Linked DNA regions of Mus musculus: region 2 is linked to region 1. The links are chromatin loops, found by intact Hi-C in ENCODE. Cell type or tissue: heart. All regions are shown on one strand.

The links. A loop is a pair of places that touch in the nucleus more often than their neighbours do. Peaks named below come from ENCODE experiments on the same cell type or tissue, not always from the same donor. Only the 100,000 strongest peaks of a DNase experiment are listed, where the experiment ranks them.
Region 2: it touches region 1 in a loop (7-fold over the local background); 28 of 42 quality-filtered maps call a loop at or near these places.

The regions. Positions count from the first base shown.
Region 1 is chr3:19,890,450-19,898,449 of GRCm38, reverse strand. It overlaps the pseudogene 4632415L05Rik. Among named protein-coding and RNA genes, the nearest start is that of Gm42190, 60 kb to the left of the region's middle. In heart, CTCF peaks have their summits at 3,422 and 3,625 (motif pointing right); a DNase peak (open chromatin) is centred at 3,659; H3K4me3 peaks cover 2,620 bases; H3K27ac peaks cover 1,716 bases.
Region 2 is chr3:19,689,993-19,697,992 of GRCm38, reverse strand. Trim55 (tripartite motif-containing 55) reads right to left here. Exons shown (of 10, transcript NM_001081281.2): 10 at 5,409-6,516. The coding sequence ends at 6,394. It overlaps Crh (corticotropin releasing hormone), which reads left to right and starts at 2,597. Exons shown (of 2, transcript NM_205769.3): 1 at 2,597-2,826; 2 at 3,503-4,592. The coding sequence starts at 3,517. The coding sequence ends at 4,080. It overlaps Gm42189 (a long non-coding RNA gene), which reads right to left and starts at 3,720. Exons shown (of 3, transcript XR_880694.3): 1 at 3,454-3,720. In heart, CTCF peaks have their summits at 3,711, 3,924 (motif pointing right) and 6,354; a DNase peak (open chromatin) is centred at 3,422; H3K4me3 peaks cover 941 bases; H3K27ac peaks cover 390 bases; H3K27me3 peaks cover 777 bases.

The DNA of each region.
Region 1 (8,000 bases):
ACCCAGACCCAAAAGGATATACATTGTATTTACTAATAAGTGGATATTAGCCTAAAAATATAGAATACCTAGGATACACGCCACAGAGTTTATCAAGCAAAAAGGTCAATGATGATGCTTCAGTCTAGCTTAGAAGGGGGAAGAAAATCATCACAGAAAGCAGAGGGAGGGGGAGGAGAAAAGGGGATCATGATCATGTATGGGGGAGACAAACAGAAGAGAAGCCCAGAGGACCAGCAGAAGGAATGGAAATATGCAGCCTCAGAAGATGGGAGATGAGGAGACCCTCTAGGAAGTATCTGGAAGGTGAGAGACTCTCAGGACTCAATGAAGCTGACCTTAGCCAAAATGCCCAACAGTGAGGAGACAGAACTAGAAGAGTCTGCCTCCAGTAGATAGACAGGGCCTCAAGAGGAGGGATGGTGTTATCAACCCACAGTCAAAATTTCTGACCCAGAGCTGTTCCTGTCTAAAAGAACTGCAGGGACAAAAATGGAGAAGAGACAGGGAAAAGCAGTCTAGTGACTAGCCCAACTGGGGATCTACCTCATGGGGGAGACACTAATAGGTCTGGCACTATTATTGATGCTATGATGTGCTTACAGACAGGAGTCTAGCATGGCTGTCCTTTGACTACCAGCTGACTAAGACAGAAGCAGATACTTACACCCAACAGACAGGCCTGTTCTCAGCCCAGCAGACCCTCTGATCTGAGCTCCAAAATCTCTCCACCCAGCTTGCTAAGTTGCCATGGTGGACTGGAACTCAGTTGAGTCGCCACATGAAGGAAAACGCCACATAATCTTAGCTTAGAATCAAAAGGCAACACAATCACTGAGCGCAACAACTAGCGTCCTAATGTGTAAGCCTTTCTAAGTTAAATTCTCCCGTAATGAAGCCCAACGGATCTGCCACCCAAACTGGGGCCTCTTCTACCTACATTTTGGTGTCCACTTTCCTGTCTCCTCTCTTCTTCCACCATCCCTTTCTCTGACCCGGAGTCCTGCCTACTCGCTCAGTGATTGGTTCTTTGAAATCTTTATCCATTAGGGGAAGGTTCACATGAAGTCACCTGAGGGCATGATTCACTCAATTCACAGGCAACCCCTCTAGGGGAAACAGAATTAGCATCAAAATACAAACAGTACCAGGGCTATCCACAGCACTTCCCCACTTTTTGTCCAATTAAAAGGCTCTTTTTTTTTCAGATATACATTGAGCACAACTATTAGCATTTTGTAATTTATTAAGTACAAAATATACCTAACACCCAGTCCAGCATTTTCGTCAATTAAATAGAACACTCTGTTATCTATCCTAACTTAAGAAAGGCTTATAAATCCATGTTATGTCCTAGTTAGCTTGCATATTATCTGAAAACTACCCTCTAAATATATTCTCTCACTGCTAAATAGCCTGGGTTGGCTATGGGACTATAACTTTTAAGAACAACCAATATTTGAAAATATAGGAAGCCCAAGTGCTGAGATTACAAATGAGCAGCTACATCCAGCAGGAGATTTCAAGTTTTTTGCTGTCTGAATGTTTTTTCCTGATATCAATGACTTATTTGAGCTTAATAAACTTACTTTGCATAAATATTTCCTGAAAATTCATAGTAAAAAGTCCAGTATTGAGGGAGGAGCGCTTGGGACAGAGCCATAAGGCCTCAAATTCCAGTTCAGCCTCTGCTTCATAGTGAATTCCAGCACAGCACGGGCTAAAATCTAAAACCCAAGCCAATTCAACAAAAGCCACTGATTATAAACAAAATGACAAGTATTTTCTGGAGTAACAAGGTTAATTCCAATTTATCATTTAAAACAATGTGTTCATTTGGCCAACATCAATTGTACTGTGCTTTCGATACTATACTTAGCACTAAATAAACTTCTGAGTTTTCCTAATACAAGTGACTTACCTGTAACCATTTTTTTTTTTAAGCACACAATATATTGGTACCCAGGTCACTGGCTTCATGTTCAACAACTTCTACCTACAGTAAAAGTTAAAATTAACACCAGGTATCAGCATATCTTTTATAATACGTGCAAATCACATAGTTTTCCCCATTCTCCCTGCTTTGATACATACACAAGCTGCTACAAAAATAATGCGAAAATGTTGAGACCAATCTACTATACTTCAGAAATCTCATCAACCCAATATACAAAGTCAAGATAAAAAAGCAGGCTGTTAAGTTATTCCTGGTTCTGACCATATTATTTCTACAAATCTCATGTTCTCAAATTAGAGCTATAAGTTCCAGCCAATGTCTCTGTTGTGGGAAAAGCATAGTCCAGCACTGACGTGAAGGGAGGCAAACCTGTCCCTTCAATGTCAAGCTCAACGAGGGTGGCGGCCACCTCCTGCACCAGCCTGCAGCTTGGCAGAACAGGATCAATGGGGAGAACACTGCTTCCTTGGTACAATTCTTCTTTCTTCTTGTCACCTAGAGCAGGCTGCCTGGAATGCTTTTTTTTTTTTAGATTTATTATTTATTATTTAGCCACCATGTGGTTGCTGGGAATTGAACTCAGGACCTCTGGAAGGGAAGTCAGTGCTCTTAACTGCTAAGCCATCTCTCCAGCCCCTGCTCTTACTCAAAGATCTTTGCTGGATCCCCTTTCTCTTCGCCTTTCTGGCTCATTTTCCTCTTCTCTCATCTGCTTGTTGATGCGCCCCCTCACATCCTGATGAGGCTTCTTGCTGTTCTTGACTTTCAGTAGCTCCAACTGGTCATTTTCTCGGTCACAAAGTCCTCAAAGAGGGACTAAAACTTCCTCTTCTTCCGGGGCTCTAGGGGCGTCTTCTCCTTAGAGAGGCGCTCCTGGAAGCGTCCCACTGCAGCGGTGGAGTCACTGGCCACTTGCTGGGCGCAGACCAGCTCCTCCTTACTCAGGTGTCTCGTTGGGTGCAGGCCGACTGAGTTGGGCATCTACATCTTGTGCACTCGGATCCGCGGTCGTTTTAGCTCGTTCTTGGCCACGCGTTCCTTCTTGGCCTAAATCTGCTTCCATGGGGTCGGGTGCCCCCAGGCACATTTATCAGCCATTCCATACTGTGGTTCCGGGCGAGCTTGCAGTCCAATCAGCACCGTCACTGGCCACTCACCTCGTCCCACAAGAAAGTGGTCTTCTTGGGTGGATGCTCTGATGACGCGCGAACTGCTGCCAGCGGGTGAGCAGCCGCGGCACGGATAGCAGCTTCCCGCGGGGCAAGCGAGTGGAGGGCACCGGCAAGCGCGCTACCACCGCCTCCCCCAGCGCACGGTCGGCAGCAGCACGGTGATGAGCAGCTGCGTGCTGTCCCGCGCCAAGGCCGGCAGCTCGGCCTGTCCGGGAGTGCGGTCCGGAGCCGGTAGGGTGCCAAGGTCGAATTCTTGCTCCAGCTCTTTGTGCACTGGGAGGCGCTGCAACTTCTCCGCCTCCACCTGGCCTGCAGCATCTCTGCGCTCTGGCCCTCCATGACTCCCGGTCCCCTCACTTCGGTGCAGCATACTTCAGAACGTACTTCATTCCAGGGGCACCCAAATACCCCCAAACCACAGACGGACCTCTGGACTCTTAATCCGGAAAAGAAGAGTTTATTTCCGGGGTACGTGGAGCCGGTTAGCAATGTGTGGTAAGGGAAAGGCCAGCAGAGGGCGGCATTGGAGAGCTGATGTGCTTAGAGGCCGGCCCCGGATTCGCAACCGAATGTGGCCTTACAGGCGCTGAGGGTTCACTGTATGAAGACTAAAAGGCTCAGAGACTGGCTAGGACTACGTTTCCCAGAGTGCAGCGGGGCGGGGAGTGGTCGCGGTAGGACGCGCGGGCTTCCCAAACTTCTGGGGCTGCTAGCTTTGTTGTTTACAGAGGTAGTATGCATACACACTGCGGGTAAATCAATTACAAAAGTGTTTGGGGCGAGACAAATTATCTCCCCAGAGTCATAGCCAGGTCTTTGCGCCCTAGGAGTGAGCGATTCCACGGATACACTTAAAGATTGATTGTTTTGCGACTTAGGGCAGGCTTCTCGGCTGTGCTGGGTGGTTGCAAGCTTAGGTTCCAGTTACGGCTGTGCCACTATTTGATCCTGAGATACTTAGTTAAGATTGAAAAATCGTGTAAGGTGGTGACTCTAATAGTACTCCTCATCCAGGACTGTTTTAAATGTGTACGTTAAGGAAGGCTAAGATACCAGTGAAAACTGGCTATCCGTTTTTAATTCAATACTTGTGGTGGCTTGGGAATCTAAGGCCGCATTATACCTGTCTCAATTTACTGTTTACTGTCATTTACTTTGATAAGTGTTTTACTCTAGTTCTGTTAATACATTGGTAAATATGGAACCTTAGTTAATAACTGGTACTGAGAAAGTTCTCAATAGATGAGATCTGCTGTTATTTTCACTGATGAAAAGGCAGACCTAGAAGGTGAATTGACTTAATAAGGTGAGACACCAAGGGAATATGAGTGCTATCGGCATAATGACCCTGGTGTTACAATGGGCGCGTTTTCAGTGTGATGTCATGCAAACATTTTGTTGTTGTTGTTGTTTGAATCATATTAGTAGACTTTTACTGAAGTTTTCTAATCTAGATCACATGAGGTTGAAGCAGAACTCAAACTTCAAATGCATCTGATGAGGCCTTGAATTCTTGATCTTCTACCTCTCTCCCAAGGACTAGCATTATAGACATGCAACACCGTACCCAGCCTCATTTCTAAAGCCAAGTTTTCAGTTAGAATACAATGTAACAGTTTTTAGTATAGTGCTTTCATACAAGTACCGTTGTTGTTGTCTTACTCCTTCACTGCCTTCCCCATCCCCCCTTAAATAGACATTTTAAAATGCAGACTAAACTGGGTATGGCATATGCCTATAACCCCAGCACTCTAGAGATAGAGGCAGAGGGTCAGGTATTCATGGCCAGCCTTAGTTGCATAGGGAGTCATTCAAATTATTTTTGTTTTGTATATCTCTCTAAATTTTCTCTATGGCTAAGGATGGTCTTGGAATTGATTTCCCTGCCTCTTCTTTCCAAATTCTGGGATTACAGGAAGGAGCCACTATATTCCTTTAACTGTAACCTCTTGATGCTAGACCAGATGTCTAAAACTACACAGCACAAAGCTTCCCCCAAAGTTGCTCCTCCTTCTGTCATCCTCTCATCCTCTTCCTCATGGCCTTTGCTGCCCGAGGAACCCTGCCATTGGGAATACCGTATCGACAATAGTCCCAGGTTATGTCATATTCATCCTATCTAGTAACTTGCTCTGATGATGGCAAGTTCATCTTTAACTTTTCCTATCTCCATATCTAATCAGTTCAAAAGCCTGTTGGCTCTCTGCTAGCAGGTCCAGGCGAGAGGAGAGAGCTCACTTCAGCCTCTCTGAGGCTGAGTGGGATGGTGAGTGTTGATGGCCCCAAACAAACACACCTGGGCCAGGAGTGTTGTCAAAGCAGAAACTCACTTTATTAAACTAGATACTTGCTTATATAGAGAAGGCAAGGAGGTGGGGGTAGGGATATGGGGTGAGATGACATATGTGATGGAGTGAAATGACGAGGGGTGTGGGGTTATCTCACGGGGCCTACATCAGCAGTAGCTAGGCAGAGGCAGTCTCAATCAGGTTGGTAGGTCGTGCTGAGTCATTCTCAAGTGGAGGAGAATGACGGGTCTCAAAAATTGAGCCCAAACCAAGGCCAAATAGGGCCCAACAAAAGGCTCGGTAGCTTGTGCCTGTATATTATGTCCTTCCCATCCCCACTGCCATGGCCTTACCTGATCCTAGCCTGGATCTCTTCTATCTCCTTCTCTAGATCATCCTTCTACTTTGCAAGCAACACCAGTTTCTAGCTGATTTTGACACACCCCTAGCCCTCTGTAGACACCATATAACCTTTGTGGCTATCAAAACCCAACAGCTTGCCTCAGAGAGCTGTCTTCCAGTTCCATGAGCTCCCTTGGTTCTATTGAGAACCTCGAAAGTTTTCCTGAAGCTTCCCCATGGAATTCCATGAGTGTGGCCAGAGCACATGCTTCTTTTGCACATGGCAGGCTCATGACTAACCTGGGTCCTGTTTGTTTATCACCTGGCTTCAAGTCACTGGTAGTTATAAGTCAGAGTACTCGCCTCACTTGTTCTACACACTCTTACTTTTCATTTAACTGTCTCTAGATCTCTAAAGGGGGAATGTAATGAAGAGTGACAGCTTTGTGACCTTTCTCATCAAATGAGGTTATTTTTTTTTAAAGATTTATTTATTGTTATATGTAAGTAGACTGTAGCTGTCTTCAGACACATGGGAAGAGGGTGTCAGATCTCATTATGGATGGTTGTGGTCCACCATGTGGTTGCTGGGATTTGAACTCGGGACCTTTAGAATAACAGTCAGTGCTCTTAACCTCTTGAGCCATCTCTCCAGCCCATTAAATGAGGTTTTCTGTTTCTTGTCCCCACTTCACCATGAAAAGGGATAAGATGTTTAAGGACATTAAATTAATACTTTTCACCATCTCAACACACGGTTACTTTGATTAGTACAGCTAGTTCTTAAAACAATTTTATCAGTCTTTAAAATGGCATCAATGTAGTTTTACTTTTTTCCCTAAGAAATGAAACTAATTTATTTGTTGTGTATATGGGCATATCTGTGCTATTGCACACATATGGAGATTAGAGGACAATTTTGGGGGGTTCTGGGAATTGAACTCACATTGGACCTCTCTTTCTCAATGCTGTTCAATTTCCTACCTTTTTGATGGTGGGAATTATTAAGAATGGTTCTGGCAATTTTTGAATCTGCAGTGAATATTTTTTTTGTCCCCAAAATTTAGTATACCAGTTAAGTTGATAAAATATTAGCTAAGAGCTCTTATACTACTTAAATTATTTGCACATGGTTCAATTTTGCTGATTCATAGTTTTATCTTGGAAATACTTGAATGAAGAATTTTTAAAATTAATTGCTGTATGTATGTGGTGTGTGTGCGTGTTTATGTGTAGGCCTATGATGGTTTAAATAGGGCTGACCCTCATAGACTCATGTGTTTGAATGTGGTATTATTAAGAGGTATGGCCTTGTTGGAGTAAGTGTGGTCTTGTTGGAGGAAGTGTGTCACTGTCTGGGGGGAATTTGTGGTCTACAATACTCAAGCTATACTTAGTGTAGCATAAAGTTCTTCTGCTTCCTGATGATCAAGATGTATAACTCTTAGTTCCTTCAGCACCATATCTTCCTGCTCCGTGCTGTTTCCTGCCATGATGATAATGGACTGAACCTCTGAAACTGTAAGCCAGCCCTGGTTAAATGTTTTCTTTTATAGGAGTGGCCATGGTCATGGTGTCTCTTTACACCAATGGAAACCCTAACTCAGTCAAGGCCATAGGACAATCTTCTGAATGCTGTTGTTCCTTATGTTGTGACCTCCAACCATAAAATTATTTTTGTTGCCACTTCATAACTGTAATTTTGCTACTGCTATAAATCGTAATATAAAAATGTGTTTTGCCAGTGGTCTTTGGCAACTCTTGTGAAAGGGTTGTTCAACCCTCAGAAGGGTCATGAGCAATAGGTTGAGAACCATGCTATAGGAAGACACGGTGTGTCTTATTCTATGATTCTCAACTTATTTCTGAGAGACAGTATCTCTCACAGAACCTGGATGTAGACTGCTGACAGGCAAACCCCAGGGATCCTCCTAATCACTCTTCACACAGCTTTGAGATTACAGGCATACACAGTACTCAGCCACAGTGACTTTCTAAGTCAGTTCTGTGTATTCAGACTCAAATGTTTGTGCCTGCTCAGCAAATGCTCTTCCCCACTAAGCATCTCTCCAGCTCTGCTGTTGAAAAATTTCTTAATCATAGACAAAATTTGCTTCAGCTTTAGTCAGAAATCTATACTAAAAATCCATTGTTTTAAAAAGAAACAATGAAGGCATAGCTACTAGATGTGTAGTTAGTGGAGAAGCAGGCAGCATAGCTAACAAACACTGTACCATTGTC
Region 2 (8,000 bases), 200 kb after region 1:
TCACTACTTGGTGCCCATATTTCTTGAACAGTGTTTCTAGGATATAAAAGCATTTGTGTTGGTCCTTTTATGATTCCTTTCAGTAAGTGAAGTGCTATCTCTTGGTGTGAGTCTTGTAATAGAGATTATTAGTGTCTTGTGTAGATCATATCTACATTGTTATGTCTGTAATCACACATCAATGACATAATTTCAAGAATCCTCCCTACTCCCTATATTCTATAAAAAGATAAAATTAATTCTTTTATTTTTGTGTGAATTTTTATTTTGCATTTTCATTTTTAGGTGCATCAGTGCACTGAAAAACCTCACATCACAAGATTCAGCTAACATGAAAATAGCAGTGTGCACATACAGACATTTAAAGCCAAGGGGCACTGCACAAAGAATTTCTGTGTTCTTGTGCCTTGGGAATAAAAGGAAACCCCACGAAAAGGCCTCCAAGAGCTGATATGTGTGTTGCTCCACCTCGTCCACTCGTCTCTGCTCATTCGTGTGCCTGTGCTGGGAAAGAAAGCACAAAGGATGCCGTGATGCTGTGTAAATAGTGAGGCCAGCAGTAAAGAACTGGGTTCTTGTTCTGACTTTATCACTCGCTGAGTAACTTCAGATTCCCTCTGGTTCTCATTTAAGCCAAGCGAGCATTTCTAACACGAGTTCTCTGAGATTTGCTTCAGTAAATTATGGTACTTCACAATTTATATTCCAGGTAAGCCCCGTGGCAAAGGCTCAACAGCAATAGTGGAGCCCGAGTAAAAACACGTCTCCTGATGGTCCGATGGGAGGGATCTTGAGGGCCAGGAGGTTAGCAAGAGCCCATGTGTGCCACTTCTTCCCCCAGGGACCCTCCCTGACTTCTCCTGGAAAGCCCATAGGCATGTCTCTCTCTTACTTCCTCTTCAGGACTCATTGGCCTCCTTTCCCTCTCCAGACTGGCACTTAAGCTGAACTTTATGAATGGGCAAAGAATTGGTCAGGAATGAAAGTTAAAACAAAACAGAGACCAACAAACAAAAATCCCAAACACTGAGGTGAATTTTAACCTCTAAAATGCCCACTGTAACAATAGTGAAGGTTCTGCAGGCCTCCTGGTCAATGTAAACCCACTTTTCCTCTAAAGCACAATTTGATCATTATTTATTAATGAATCACACTTCTCCTGTGGACAGAATCCTTCCTGTGTTCTCTTCTATCAGAAATGCATCCCATTCATTCACCTATGAGCTGACTTTTCTGCAACCTCCAGTGTGAAAACACCTTCCTCTTGTTTCAAGAAGAGTTATCAATTAGTACAGGCCCCAAACAGGGGTGGAAATCTGCATTGCATTACTTGTGACAGAGAAAATGGCAGACATAACCAGAAACAGGGAACAGGAAATTTTGGATAAACAGTAGTGGTGGTTATGAAGCAGCTGAAGCGAATCCCAGACACTAGAGTTTGTAACAGCATCTTGAATTGCAGGATTAAAGGTAACTACTTCCCACTTAGACATAATCTCCATTCAACTCAAAATTTGAGAGTAGATTTATAGACATGGCATTGTGTTCTATAATAGTGCCAGAAAGCAATAACTAAAGACACTTGTGGTGCACATTTGAATGTGGAGAAAAGAACAGAACACATAATAAATAACTTGAGTGGTTTGCTCTGCATACCATCATGGTTTCACAGTACACGGAGGTGAAATGAATGATTCTCATTTACAGACTCAATAACTGATTTTTTTTCAGGCTATCAAACAGCTTAAGTTTTTTCAACACAAGAGAACAATGCCTCTCTCATTGGGTTTGCGGTGTAGACTCCGAACAGAGTGTTTAATATACACAGCTCACCCTGCTCTTCTTGGGGGAACAGTCCTGATTAACTTTAGATTCTAAGAGAACCATAGGAGGCCTGAGATTCACTTGAAACTGAGGCTTTTAAGAGACTTTGTTTATGGCCTTCCTCGTTAGAATAGCTCTTTTCTTGTGAAGGAAAACACTAAGCTGGTTTCAAAAAAACGTACTGGCCTTGTCTTCAGCTCCATAATTCCTATGTATGCTCTTGGGAGGGCTAAGTGGATAAAAACTCAGACCTGGTTGTCTCTGTCCCCTAGTTCTTCATTCTCCTCCAGGCAGAAAGATGGCAGGCCATAGTAACGACAGATTTCAGATACTGAGATGTTTCCTGAGAGGACAACCTGACAGAAGAGTTAGGTGGGGGTGCTGAGGCACCAGGAAATGTCCAGATCCACCCCTTTAATGGTAACTACCTTCTTGGAAGCTCTGCACTCCCCACCTCTTCTTCTTTCCCCTCCCACTCTCTGTCTCTTTTCTGGTCCGTATCTGGCCTATCATAGTAAGAGGTCAGTCTGTTTTCCACACTTGGATAGTCTCATTCAAAAATTTTTGTCAATGGACAAGTCATAAGAAACCCTTCCATTTTCGGGCTCGTTGACGTCACCAAGGAGGCGATAAATATCTGTTGATATAATTGGATGTGAGATTCAGTGTTGAAATAGCAGAACTCTGTCCCTCGCTCCTTGGCAGGGCCCTATTATTTATGCAGGAGCAGAGGCAGCACGCAATCGAGCTGTCAAGAGAGCGTCAGCTTATTAGGCAAATGCTGCGTGCTTTCTGAAGAGGGTCGACATTATAAAATCTCACTCCAGGCTCTGGTGTGGAGAAACTCAGAGCCCAAGTACGTTGAGAGACTGAAGAGAAAGGGAAAAGGCAAAAGAAAAAAAGAAGAGAAAGGAGAAGAGGAAGAAAACCTGCAGGAGGCATCCTGAGAGAAGTCCCTCTGCAGAGGCAGCAGTGCGGGCTCACCTACCAAGGGAGGAGAAGGTAGGCAGCGCCTAGACGGGCGCCACCAACTTTGTGCTGCCTGAGCTGCTGTGGTGAGCCCCGGAGCCAGCTGCCCATGTGCTGGAATGCCTGTGCCTATGCATGTATGTGTGTCGCTAACTGTGCCTTAAAATTCCGATGACAGTGGCGATTTGAAAAAGCGAAGTTAGACGGCGGCTGCTCATCTTTATCCACTCAATCCAATCTGCCACTCACTGCTCATAGTCTGTGCAAAGAATGGCTCCCCTATTGCATCCCATGTCCCCAAGCAAACGGAGTAAGGGCAGGAATGGAGACAGAGAAGGTTGTTCTCAATTTGGCAGAAAAGGATGTCCGAAAGGGGGCGATTAGGGTGTGCGACAGCTTAAACCTGTGGCACTTGTCCGGGCTCAGGGAAGTCGGTTTAGGGAAGACGTTTGGGAGGTCCTTAGGAAGAGGAGCCAGGGGTTGTCCCTTCTAGGTCTCCAAAGAAGGGTCACCGCGGGCTCGCACCAGTTGAGCTTTGCAGGTACCTAGCTTCAGCACCGCGGACAGCGTCACCGAAGCCTAGAGCCTGTCTTGTCTGTGGGTGTCCGATAGGAAGCCCCGCTGCACCTTCCAGCTGAGCTAAACTCTGACCAATCTTACCTTTCTCCCCCACCTTCTCTCTCCCCCGACCTCAACCTCGGTGCTTCAGAGAGCGCCCCTAACATGCGGCTGCGGCTGCTGGTGTCCGCGGGCATGCTGCTGGTGGCTCTGTCGTCCTGCCTGCCTTGCAGGGCCCTGCTCAGCAGGGGATCCGTCCCCCGAGCGCCGCGGGCCCCGCAGCCCTTGAATTTCTTGCAGCCGGAGCAGCCCCAGCAACCTCAGCCGGTTCTGATCCGCATGGGTGAAGAATACTTCCTCCGCCTGGGGAATCTCAACAGAAGTCCCGCTGCTCGGCTGTCCCCCAACTCCACGCCCCTCACCGCGGGTCGCGGCAGCCGCCCCTCGCACGACCAGGCTGCGGCTAACTTTTTCCGCGTGTTGCTGCAGCAGCTGCAGATGCCTCAGCGCTCGCTCGACAGCCGCGCGGAGCCGGCCGAACGCGGCGCCGAGGATGCCCTCGGTGGCCACCAGGGGGCGCTGGAGAGGGAGAGGCGGTCGGAGGAGCCGCCCATCTCTCTGGATCTCACCTTCCACCTTCTGCGGGAAGTCTTGGAAATGGCCCGGGCAGAGCAGTTAGCTCAGCAAGCTCACAGCAACAGGAAACTGATGGAGATTATCGGGAAATGAAATGTTGCGCTTGGCCAAAACGATTCTGCATTTAGCACACAAGTAAAAATAAAAATTTAAAACACAGTATTCTGTACCATATCGCAGCTCCGATATCATTTGTTTATTTTTATATAGCTTGAAGCATAGAAGATGTACAGGGAGAGAGCCTATATACCCCTTAATTAGCATGCACAAAGTGTATTTCTGTGTCGTAACAAAACAGCGTTATTTGTATTGCCCATGCTTAATTTCTATGTGCAAATAAGCGTCTTTATAGCGATATCTTAAAGAAAATGTGGCCCCAAGGAGGAAACCTTTGAAAAAGCAGATGGGAGTCATCCAGTTGTTTTTATTTGGAGCTGCAGTGGAAGAGAATTCATTCTTGAGGGGTGGCTAGGACGAAATGTGTAAGCTCTTTGAATCAACTTTTTCTTGTAAATGTTTCAGTAATAAAACATCTTTCTGATTCTTGGTCAATTTGGTTGTGTAAGAGAACGTTAAATATATTTTTAATAAAATCTGCAAAGGTTGCTGTGGCTTTATTTTTCCTCTTCAGTGTGCATACAGAAATGGCCCCAGCACAAGACATAAAAACAGCACAACAAACAACTTGCCCCTCAACAAAACACCCTACATTTTATTTTCTCTTAAAGATAGGAACATTTGTCACATAGCTTACATTGGCCCTGTAATTTGTCCTGGGCTTTCCTCTGTACCTCTCAGACTTCCCTTCTGAGATTAAATTAAATAATTTTAGAGGTTCCTCCCACCTCTAAAACTTGATCACAGTGGAAATAACACGCAAGCCTAATTAGCTGAGGACCGAGGAAGTGTGGGCCTCATGGGAAGTGGGTGGAGGTCAGAGGACAACTGGAGAAGGTCAGACTCCTCCTACCATGTGAGTCCTAGGACCTGAACTGGGTTCTTTAGGCCCAAGAGCAAGCCTGTACCCACTGTACTACTCACCAGCCTAGATAGGAGAAACTTAAGAATGCAAGCATCTCAAGTAAATAAACATATTTTCAGTGAAAGGTCACTTGGGAAATTTTTTCTTAAAAAAAAATAGCTACACAAATACCTTTCACATTTCTCTCTATCCCAGTCCTAATAACTGCAACCTGTAGGCCTGTTATTTGCTTCTAAAATTAAACAGCACTTCTAATTTTAATACGTTTGCTTTAGTAGTTTAGTTACCACCCTAAAAATTTTAGTTCCATAATTAATACTTTTAAATTAATTTGTATATATGAAGATGGCACTTCTCTTGAGGCCCTGGAAATATGCTTGATTAATGGCTTAATAATAAAACATGAATCACTGAATAAATTGCTGGGAGACTGAAGTTCTTAAAAACATTTATTTAATAGTTCATTTAAAGTAAAGTTACACTTATGTGATGAAGGCAAGGAAGGAGAGAGGAGAGAGAGAGACCGGGGGGGGGGGGAGGGAGGGAGGGAAGGAGGAAGAAAGGAAAGGAGGGAGAGACAGAGGGGGAGAGAAGAGACAGAGGGAGAGAGGGGGAGAGAGAGAGAGAGAGAAGGCACACAGGGGGAGAATTGTGTGTATACTTAAATCCATGCAGTTGCTCCACAGATTATCAGATTGCTGCTATGGCAGGACACTTAAGAAAGTAGACAGCTCCTCTTTGAAATTCAATTAAAATGCCTAATACATGGATATGATTATGAGATATGTAAATAAGGTTAGAAAAATGTCAAAAGAGTTGCCCTAGATTTTTGGCCTTCTGGACTATGGACGTGTGGCCACATGTAAAGGAAAGTCCTGTCTGCGCACCCATGGCATCCATAGGGAAAGGAACCTCTACAGTGCCCTACATAGCTTTGGTCAGTGACCAATCTCCATATTTTGATAAATCGGTCAGTTTGGAACTGACACTGAACATCACCTACCACCTGCAATGCTAAGGAGAAAAGCAAAAGGCACAAGCGTCCTAAAATAACCAGAAGCCTGAGGGAGGCTGGGAGAGTGTTCTGCCACTTTGTTACCACTTGGCACTTATGGCTGATACACAGGCATGCACCACACCTACACAACCTTCAGAAGGTTTCTCACACAAATGAAAGATTTGCAGAAGATCAAGTTTCTTCAGAAGAGTATTTTCTGTAATTTTGTTCTGAGCATAATCATTTTCTCAATGAGTGAGATAAGTCATCTGGAATTAAAGGGTGGTGGTGTTGTATTGTTTTGTTTTGCTTTCAGAAATCCTGTCCAGAGGTCCCCTTCATATGAATCGTGGTGAATTTCCACCTGTTTCCTGCTGCCTATGTGCTTCTCAGCCAGGCAGACAGGGGGCAGCAACGAGAATAAATATTATTCATTTAGGGAATTCAACCAGGAGAAGGAGAAGACGTGGCGAGCTGGCTCAGGATCAGCCCCACCCCCACTCCCCAAGGCTGCAGACTGTCCCTGGGGAGAAGGGGCCTCAAATCCAATCTGCAAAAGAAGAAAATGTGGATGAGAGGAAGGAGAGAGTAGACCTTTGGGGAATTGGTCCAGTTACTGATCTACGGAGGAGAGAGGATGATGAGATGATGATAGTAATTAGATGAAGCATAATTATTATTAGGGATAGAAAGCAAACTTAGGTCATCTTAGTTATGGTCAAGAGCCATTCAAGTGATTCACGCTCATAATTCAAAAAGAATAGCAATAGCGCATGCAGTGGAATGGAGCTCTGGTGGGGAGAAGCCAGGGTTCCCTGCTTGGCTTTCCTGAGTTAAGTCATTCATGATTTACTGACATGACAGTCTCATTCACACACACAGATATCTAGGTTTACAAAAATCTGCAAAACTATTGAAATCCTGCTAAGTTTTAACTCATAACTCAGCGATAGAGTGCCTTCCCAGCCGTCCTAGGCCCGAGTTTCATCCCCAGTGCCACACAAGACAGAGAGGCCGAGAGGGGGAGGAGAGGAGGGAAGGGGTAGGGGAGCGGAAACTTAAATGATGTTGCTATCTTATGACAGTGCAACTTATACTCATATTCATATAATGTCTCCACTGCTGACGTTAGAAGTTTCTACCAGATTACACTCGTGTGCCATCAGTCGGGGTATGTTCCCAGAACGTCAGCATTAAGTTATATTACTGTAGAGGGGGCACCAGTGCTCGTGCACTGAGACAATAGCAGTAAGCCATACTACCTAGAAGAATCAAACTCGAGGAGATCACTGACAAAATGTTACTATGCACACATTTATATGTTTGTAAATCGCTTCAACTTTGCAAAACCCCTCCGTTTTGCAAAGCCAAAGTATTGATCTTGAACAAATCCTGAAGTGAGTGTCTCTAGGCAATAAAATCTTATAACGTTTAATTCACCTGACCAACTCAATCTTATAAATGAACTTCAATAATTTGTTTTGAGTTTTAAAAATAACAGCTTAATGGAACAAAGAACATTCATATATATATATATATATATATATATATATATATATATATATATATGACTCGCAATTTGATTGTTTTCATTCAAACTGTAAGGAGACCATGATAGATCTGGTTTGTTCCACCGGAAATGATCAAGTGTGTTCTCGCACTTTCCTGGTAAACTCTGCAGTATGGAAATGTCAAAGGCTCAGAAGGAGTGAGGCAGCATGTGTACCCAAGCACAGAAGCCCTGGGGTGAGGGTGGGGTGGGGTGGGGCTGAGGTGGGGGTGGGGCTGGGGGCGGGGCTGAGGTGGGGATGGGGCTGGGGGGGTTGGGGTTGGGGTGAGGTAGGGCTGGGGCAGGGCGGGGCTGGGGTGGGGTTGGGGCTGTGATGTCTGACCAAGCAGGACTTCTGTAAGTATGAGTATATTGTTGCTGTGCAGAATAGTTTTTAGAGGAAATGAGTGCTTGGCAGGCCCCTTCCCAGATCTCACCATAGAGGTGTGAGGTGTCATTCAAAAAAACCCAACACAATTATAGTG